Linked DNA regions of Mus musculus: region 2 is linked to region 1. The links are chromatin contacts, found by POLR2A ChIA-PET in ENCODE. All regions are on one chromosome and are shown on one strand. The core of a region is the stretch at or near the end of the contact, and the rest is flanking DNA. Distances in the headings are between cores, read along the strand shown.

Region 1 (4,409 bases), core at 759-3,258:
CATGAATGACCCCACCAAATCTGCAAGTCTTTTTGTAGCCTGACCTGCTCCAGGGTAAAAGTATGGGCAGTAATGAATGGATTTGAAAACTGGACTCAAACTGGGCTCTGTAGAGGTTTTCTTGTGTGCTTGCTCTGTGGAAAACAGAAATGAAGAAGATGGGGGAACTCAGCAGACGTCCTACAGTAGTCTTAGCTGGGGTCGGCATCTAGGATGAGCGTGCCCAGGTTCCTTGGCCCTTGCTCAAAGACTTGGTATACAGCCACACAAAGATTTGCAGAAGCAGTAGGGGGACTTGATTCAAAGCAAAGAGACAGAACAGGTCAGGTACAGTCAAGAGTGACTGTGGGCCACATGAGTGAGGGTACCCAGAGACCCCAACTATTGTTTGGGGTTTGTTTTATGGGGTTCAGAGGAAGGTGGAGTGTTAGTATGGGTGGTTCTCTAAATGACAGACTAAATTATATGACCATCTTTCTGTTGTGAATGTCCCTTCCCATCACACATCTGATTTTGATCATATGTATACCTAATTTTGCATAGGTATAAGAAGTTTGATTTATTATAAAAACCTAGCTCAGGACGTCCCTAGTTTCTTATCCAGACACAAGGAGAGTATCATTGAGTAGAATTTATCTATGTTTGATGGTTGTTAAGGGGAGGAGACAGTTCCATTGTTCAGAGTGGAGTGTGTGTACAGCTCAGTGCAGGTGAGGGCCCTAGGTTGCTAATAAATTGCTAGGTATATGTGCAGAAAGGCATATGTGTACATAGTATAGTATAAAGGTTCTAGGCTGCTAAATGCACTATTAGAAGAGGTGAATGTAGGTAGCCCACATTAAGAGGAGTCCCAGGTTGGTAAGCTATTCCCTATGCTTGCTTGTCTCTAATGTATCTCGGAGGCATAGGTTTCTGATCTCAGATGACCGCCTGCTCTTGGAACTGGCTCTTTCCTATTGTTCCCTATTTCCCTTACTGTCCTTTGTCCTTATCCACCCACTGGAACCAAGTGGGCATCCTGAGAAATGGCTAGAATTGGTTCCTTTAAAGATAGCTGTGATGTGCTCACTCCCAGGAGGGGAGGACTGAGCCCTCTTTTCTCCTTTCTGCTTTTTTATCCTTCTCCATTCCTCACCAGCTATTCAGCGATGTGGCTTATAAAGCTCGGAACCGAGAAGATCTGATCGCAGGGATTGATGAATTTCTAGACGAGGTCATTGTCCTTCCCCCTGGAGAGTGGGACCCAAACATCAGAATTGAGCCACCCAAGAAAGTTCCCTCAGCTGACAAGAGGTGTGTGTTCGGGATAAGAGCAGCAGAGGGTACTCCACATCCGGCATTTTCTTCTCCCTGTAGCAAATCAGAAGCCAACACGGCCACTTATGAACAGCTCTAAAGTCAGGAGTGGGGACTGTGTAGGGGGATGCATATTACTGAATCATTTTCTGTCTTTCTGTGGTATGTGCAATGTGCGTTCACGTCTGAATATGTGTGGGTGCATATGTAGAGGCCCTGACGGTGGCACCAGGGAATTTTTCTTTGCTCTCCACCTTATTCACTGAGGCAGAATCTCTCAGTGAACCCAATGCTGCAGACAGATTTAGATAGTCTTGTTCTAGCTTGTTCTGGGGTTCCCCTGTGTTGGAATTCCAAGTGGCTGCCTTGTCCACCTGATCATCAAATGGCTTCTAGGAACCCAGCTCTTGCCCTCTTGTTTGTGTGGCAAATGCTTTAAACAGCTGAGCTCTCTCCCCACCCCCATCTTCATTCCCCCCCCCCCCCCCCCCCCCCCCCCCGCTTTTCAAGATAGTAGATAGTAGGTTGGGTTGTTTGTTTGTTTTTTGAGGGGGAAGGGGACAGTCCTGAGGGACTGGGCTCTTCCCAGCATTGAGAGCCCTGCTCTGCCCCATCTGCCTTCTCTTTCAGGAAATCTGTGTTCTCTCTGGCAGAGCCGGGCCAGATGAATGGCTCTGTGGGCGGAGGCGGAGCCTCGGCTGGAGGAGGCGGCAGTGGCGGAGGGGCTGGAGGCAGCGGGGCTGGCGGAGTGGGCAGTGGCGACGAAGCTGAGATGCCAGCTATGCACGAAATCGGGGAGGAGCTGATCTGGACCGGAAGGTGCCCGCTCCACACCTGGCAGAGAGCCTGCTGTCCTGAACCCTTCCTTCTTCCGGTCCTGTTAGCGATCCTCTCGCTGCTGTGTGCAGCGCCCCTTAGGGACGGGGATCTGACCACTGCAGTCGTCCCGCACTCTAGTGAATCGTGTGGCTCTGACAGAATTGTGTGGGGTGAGATGAACAGAAGGATCCCACCCGTGAGGAAGGAACCGAAACATTTCTCTAGGCATTCTTTAGTAATTGTATCCTATAGCGGCAGAAACAACGTATCACAAGCAAGGTAGTGTAAAATTACTGACGTCCATTTTCACATGAGTGTGAGATCAGAAGGTTAAAATGGAGATGTCACCAGGGAGCAGAGCCTTTGTGGATCCTACCTCTAATTCCTGGCACTGGAAAGACTGAGGCAGGAGGATTGTTGCAAGTTCCAGGCCAGCCTGTGTTATATAGTGTGAGGCCCTATCTCAACCCTACTCCTTAAATAAAGATGCCAGCAGTGCACCACTGCCTTTGAGCCTCTAGGAACGTCCTTCCTCTCCTTGAAAGACAGCCAGGAGTCTCATAGCACTCCTTGATTTGGCTGTTGTGTCACCTCAGTTTTTGTGTATAAATTTCCATGGCCTTGTCCCTGTGTGATATCTTTGGATAGTATTGCCTGGTTTCTATAATGGCTGGATCAAAGCATTCTTAATGAGTTCATTGTAACTTAATTACATCCTCTCTGCCTCCCTCTCCCGCCCCTTTGTGGTCTCAAGTAACCCAGGTTGACTTCAAGCTTGCTATAGCTAAGGATGATTTTAAATTGATGGTGCCCCCGCCCCTTCCTCTCCAGTGCTGAATTCACAGGCACCACCATGCTTGTCTTATAAACCAGGGCTTCATGCCTACCAGGCAAACATTACCAACTGAGCTTCATTCTCAACCCAGAGACTTTCTAAGTAAAACCATATTCACAAGTATACCAGAGGTTGGAGATTTAATGTATCTTTTAAAAAGAAGCAAGATCTTGAAATCTTAATTTTTTTTTTAAAGCTTCATTTTTCTTTCTTCTGGGGAACAAGAAAAAACTTTCCTGGCCTGAGTTCCCTGGCTGCTCTTGGAGTCACCTAGGTTGACCTAGGTTTAGGGAAGTCCAGAGAAGTACAAGGCTCTGTGCAACCGAAGCCGTTGGGAATGAAGCTGTGTGCTGAGTCTTTCTCGCTGTGATAAGATTCTCTGACAAAAGCAACTGAAGGGAGAAAGGTTCGAAGTTTAAGTAACAGCAGCTCATGCTGGGAAAGTCAAAGTGCAGGAGTTGGAGGGAACTGGTTACATTGTATCCACAGATACATTGTATCAAGACACGAGAGCATTAAGCTCTGGCTCATTTTTTTCCCCAGTCTCTCTCTCTCTCTCTCTCTCTCTCTCTCTCTCTCTCTCTCTCTCTCTCTCTCTCTCTCTCTCTCTCTCTTTTCGAGGCAGGGTTTCTCTGTGTAGCCCTCCTGTCCTGGAACTCACTCTGTAGACCAGACTGCCCTCGAACTCAGAAATCCGCCTGCCTCTGCCTCCCAAGTGCTGAGATCAAAGATGTGTGCCACCACTGCCTTCTTTTTCCAATTTTTATTAGGTATTTTCTTCATTTACATTTCAAATGCTATCCCGAAAGTCCCCTATACCCTCCCCTCCCTCCTCTACCCACCCACTCCCACTTCTTGGCCCTGGCGGTCCCCTGTACTGAGGCATATAAAGATTGCAAGACCAAGGGGGCCTCTCTTCCCAATGATGGCGGACTAAGCCATCTTCTACATATGCATCTAGAGACACAAGTTCTGGGGGTATTGGTTAGTTCATATTGTTATTCCACCTATAGGGTTGCAGATCCCTTCAGCTCCTTGGGTACTTTCACTAGCTCCTCCATTGGGGGCCATGTGTTCCATCCTATAGCTGACTGTGAGCATCCACTTCTGTGTTTGCCAGGCACTGGCATAGCCTCACAAGTAACAGCTATATCAGGGTCCTTTCAGCAAAATCTTGCTGGCATATGCAATAGTGGCACTGGCTCATTCTTAAGCACTGGCTCGTTCTCATCTCATTGTTTCCATTTTATTCAGTCCAAGATCCCCTGCCCAGGGAGCAGCCTTACCCTCGGTCAAGATGGGTCTTCCCAATCAATCCACAAAGTCAAGATAATCCCCAACAGACATACACAGAGACCCATCTCCCAAATGACTGTAGATCCTGTGAAGTTGACAGTTCCCACTAACCATTTCATGTTACATGGCTTGGGTTGGGTAAGGACAGGAGGAAGACCCCCTC
Region 2 (4,409 bases), core at 946-3,445, 58 kb after region 1:
CCCTCTGAGCTGCCGCTTACCTTCTGTTTCCCACATCTGCTATAACCAGATCGTATGACGCTATCTCTTGATCCTGCTGAGCCAGAGTGAGCAAAGCACCCCAGTGTGTGTTTGGCTGCTGTCTGTTCTGGTGGAGACCAAATTGCCCTGCCCCTTACTCACTGGGAAACCTTATCTTTGACTCCTTAGAGGATTGTATTGATATCCTCTTTAAATATTGACCAAAGATTTACACCTTAATCCCTAAGGCTTTCTCTCCCTAAAGCTGGACATATGGAGAAGTGTCTTTAATAAGTTTTTTCCTCATAGATTTAATAATTCTACAATTTTAAGAATCATTTCATTAAAAGATGGAAAAAAGCCCCAAACAAACAACAAACCTGGAGTTCATTTAGTCTGCTTTTTTTTTTTTTTTTTTTTTTTTTTTCTGAAACAGGGTTTCTCTGTGTAGCCCTGGCTGTCCTGGAACTCACTTTGTAGACCAGGCTGGCCTCGAACTCAGAAATCTGCCTGTCTCTGCCTCCCGAGTGCTGGGATTAAAGGCGTGCACCACCACACCCAGCATTTTTTTCCTTTTTAAAAGAAGATTTTTTTTTATTTTATAAGTGTTTTGCCAGCTTACATGCATGTGACATGCATGTATGCCTGATGCCCGTGGAGGTCAGAAGAGAGTGTTAGATGCTCTGGAAATGAAGTTACAGATAGTTACAGACAGTGTGCATGCTGGACCCTGAACTCAGGTACTATACTATACAGGTATTAAGTGCTCTTAATCAAGCCTCTCACATCATATTTTTATAGTTATATACATATATATATATATGTGTGTGTATACATATAATGTCATATATGTATACACACATATACATATATATATATATATACATACACACACATACATACACACACACATATAATTTTTGAGAGTCTTTCTATGTAGTCATGGCTGTCCTAGAACATGCTATGCAGACCAAGCTGGCCATGAACTCACAAAGACCCATCTGCCTCTACCTCCCAGTGCTGGGATTAAAGAAGCTGTGTATCATCATGCTTGTCCTGACTTGATATAAACATAAGGACACAGACTCAAACCTTAATAATATGTTATTTAAAAATATACTTATGAAAAAAATAAACAAATAAAAGGACAAGAGGCAGAGGCAGGAAGATATCTGTTAGTTCGAGGCCAGCCTGATCTACAAAACAAGTTCCAGGACAGCAGGACTACATAGAGACCCTGTCTCAAAAAACCAGGAAAACAAACAAACAAAAAAAACCAACAAAAAACAAAACCAAAAACAAACAAACAAAAGATTCAAAAAATATATCAAGGCACATACTCTAAATCACATACAAATTTACAGAAGTTAGTGAAAAAAAGGAAAGAAAGAAAAGAAAAAGCTTACTGAATAATCCTGATAACCTAGGCTGCCCCCCCCCCCATCAAGGTAGAAAAGGAGAACCAGCTACTACTACATACCACACTAATAAATACAAATGTATAAAAGGTGGTTTAAAAAGTTAATAGAAGGAGGCAGGTGGTAGCTCAAGCCTGTAATTCCCGCACCTGGGAAGCAGACGCAGGACGGTCAGGAGGTCAGGGTCATCCTTGGCGACATAGTAAACTTTAAACCAGCCTGGGCAGCCTGGAACACCTGAGATCCTGTCTCAACCAAGGAACAACACGCAAACAAACAGGAACCCAAAAGTTGATAAAATAAAATTGATGACATTAATGTGACAGGTGGCATTCAAATGGTTTTAAACCACCGGCAAAATACTGGATCTTTGCCACTGCGCATCTGCAGTTTCATTTATTTCCACAGGTTTTTTTTCTCCCCCCTCTTTTCTTCATTCTACCATAGTGTCACCTGGTGTCAACATATCCTCCCACACGGAACATGCACATGGACATTCATAGCAGCGTTACAGTGTGTGTGTAGAAACCTCCCAGGTGTCCATCAACAGGCGAGGTGGCCAGAATAGCATTCCTTTAGGAGAAGACATCAAGTTTTTCTAAATAGCGAAACAGTCACCAAGTAGCGCTGGCAGACGTCCCTCGGCCACGGAACAGTTGACAGCGGCGCCTAGTTGGCCCCATTTCCCTCCCGTGCCCACAGAATACTGATTGGCTGAGCTCAGGAAGGGGCAGGGTGAAGCTCAGCGGGACGGGAAGAAGCCCGGTCTCGCGAGATCCTCTTGGTTCCGCATTTTGGCTCGCGGAGCTGTGGGAGGCAGCGCGGAGGAGCCCGCGGTCGGTGCTTGGTCGCGGCGGCTGGAACTCGGTACCAAACCCGGGCCGTGAAGCTTCGGCAGCCCTGTAGAGCCGCGGACCGTCCTCTGCCTCCCGGTGCCCGCGGCGGCGCCGAGTCTGACGGGGCGGGGGCCACGGCCCCTCGGGCTAGCGAGGATGAGCTTCCTCTTGTGAGTGGGCCGGGCCGGGCCGGGGCGGGGCGGGTGTCGGTCGGCAGGGCCGGGCCGAGGGGCCAAGCGGAGGGCGGAGCCCGACCTAGGGCTGCTCCGGGCCTGCCGCCCCGGGATCGGCTAGCGCAGGAAAATGTGCAGTGCCTCGGTGACCAGACCAGGCTGAGAAAGAAAGGCGCAGGTTCTCAGTGGCTTCCCACAGGTTTGCATTTGGGAAGAGGGCATTGCTCCTTCCAATGTGACTTTTCTCTTAGCCCAGGCGGGGCTTGAACCTGGACTCCTCCTGCCTCTGCTTTCCCAAGGAGCCAGGATACAGCCTCGGCCACTAGGACAGGCCTCCTTTAAATGTGGGGGTTTTGTTTTGAGAAATGGTCTTGCTATGTAGCCCAGGCTGGCCTCGAGCCCTCTTAGATGTTGGGATTAAAGGTGGGTGCTTTCATCTCGGCCCACATGTGAATTTTTTTTAAGGTTTTTATTTTTTTTGAGAACTTAATAGATGCGTATTTTCATTTCTAACTCCTCCAGTGCCCTCTCATCTCCCATTCAAATTCATGTTCTCTTATCTATATTCTATATTACGTCTATACAACATACATACGTAATGGATCCAGTTAGTGTCGTCTGTATGTACTTGGGTGTAGAGCTGACTATTTCATTATGAGTCTATTTGAGCTTGTCCCTGAAAAACCTGACTCTTCTTGTGGACTGTCCATAGCTCTTCAGCCAGGTGAGGTAAATGGAAGTTTTTATTTATAACTTAAACCGATGGACAGTTTTTCCCACTCTTTGGCTATTCTGAATAACGCTGCTGTGAGCAGCTGGTTATAGGTTTTTGGGTATGTGTGTGTGATGGTATCTCCTGGGTCTTAGTGAGGTTTTTGCATGTTAGCCTTTGAGGCACTGCCAAGCCTTCTAAAGCCTGCACTGCATTTAACATCCCATTCTCATTGTATTGAGTTTTCAGAATTCTTCAGTTCACACCTGCCTGGTAATTACCACTGATAGATCTGAGGGTGAAGTGGAATTTATTGATTTACATTCTCCCAATGACCAGCAATGTTAAGCATCGTTTGTGTGTGTGTGTGTGTGTGTGTGTGTGTGTCTGTGTCTGTATTTTGTGTTTTCAGACTATTTGTGGATAGAGTTTATTGAGATCCTTTTCCTATTTTAAAATCAGATTGTTCTTTATTTTGTTAGCATCTGTTAATTGTACAAATTAATGGGTTTCACTGTGACATTTCCACGTGTGTATATGGTGCAGTGGTTGTGTCCGTCTGACTTTTTGGTTTCAGTTGTAAGAATTCTTTATGTATTTTGGATATGAGTGTCTCATTACATCTGTGACTTCTTCCATCCTCAGCGTTATTTTAACTGTTTTGATGGCATCATTAGAAGAATGTAAGTGTATTTTTCAAAGATTTATTTAGTTATTTAGTTTTTTTTTTTTTTTTTTTTTTTTTTTTTTGCTTGTTTGGTTTTTTTTTTTTTTTGAGATAGGGTTTCACAATGTAGCTCTGGCTGTCCTGGAGCTAACTATGTAAACCAGGCTGACCTCCCAGAGATCTGCCTCGCTCTCCCTCCAGAGTGCTGGGATTAAAGATGTATACCAGTATACCCAGTTTAGGATTTACTTTCATTTTATGAGTATGAGTGTTTTGCTTGTATGTATGTATGTATGTATGTATACCATGTACATCCAGTACCCACGGATGCCAGAAGAGGGCATCAAATCCCATGGGACTGGAGTTGTGGATGGTTGTGAGCCACCATGTGGGTGCTGGGAGCTGTATACCCCAGTCCTCTGCAAGAACAGCAAGTGTTCTTAACTACTGAGCCATCTCTTCAGCCCTTGAAGCACAAACCTCAATTTATCATATGAAGATCTTATTGAATCTTAAGAAATCATTTAATGTTAATTTTCCATATTCAGTTTCCTGTTATTCAGTTTCCTGTCTCCATGTGTTCCTGGGGTGATCCTTCTAATG

What was found. ChIA-PET counts read pairs that join two places held with the same protein, here RNA polymerase II (POLR2A).
Region 2: POLR2A ChIA-PET joins it to region 1 with 11 read pairs in Patski. The contact joins the promoter of Mob1a here to the enhancer-like site in region 1. POLR2A ChIA-PET finds 5 or more read pairs at or near these places in 3 of 5 experiments (Patski and embryonic stem cell).

The regions. Positions count from the first base shown.
Region 1 is chr6:83,266,268-83,270,676 of GRCm38, forward strand. Slc4a5 (solute carrier family 4, sodium bicarbonate cotransporter, member 5) reads left to right here. Exons shown (of 25, transcript NM_001166067.1): 9 at 1,139-1,293; 10 at 1,927-2,115. Among named protein-coding and RNA genes, the nearest start is that of Slc4a5, 31 kb to the left of the region's middle. Within about 2 kb of position 2,009, at least 1 of the 3 ENCODE cell types and tissues checked has a DNase peak (open chromatin) inside an H3K27ac peak, as active enhancers do.
Region 2 is chr6:83,323,844-83,328,252 of GRCm38, forward strand. It overlaps Mob1a (MOB kinase activator 1A), which reads left to right and starts at 2,196. Exons shown (of 6, transcript NM_145571.2): 1 at 2,196-2,424. The coding sequence starts at 2,411. It also overlaps a transcript of Mthfd2 not described here.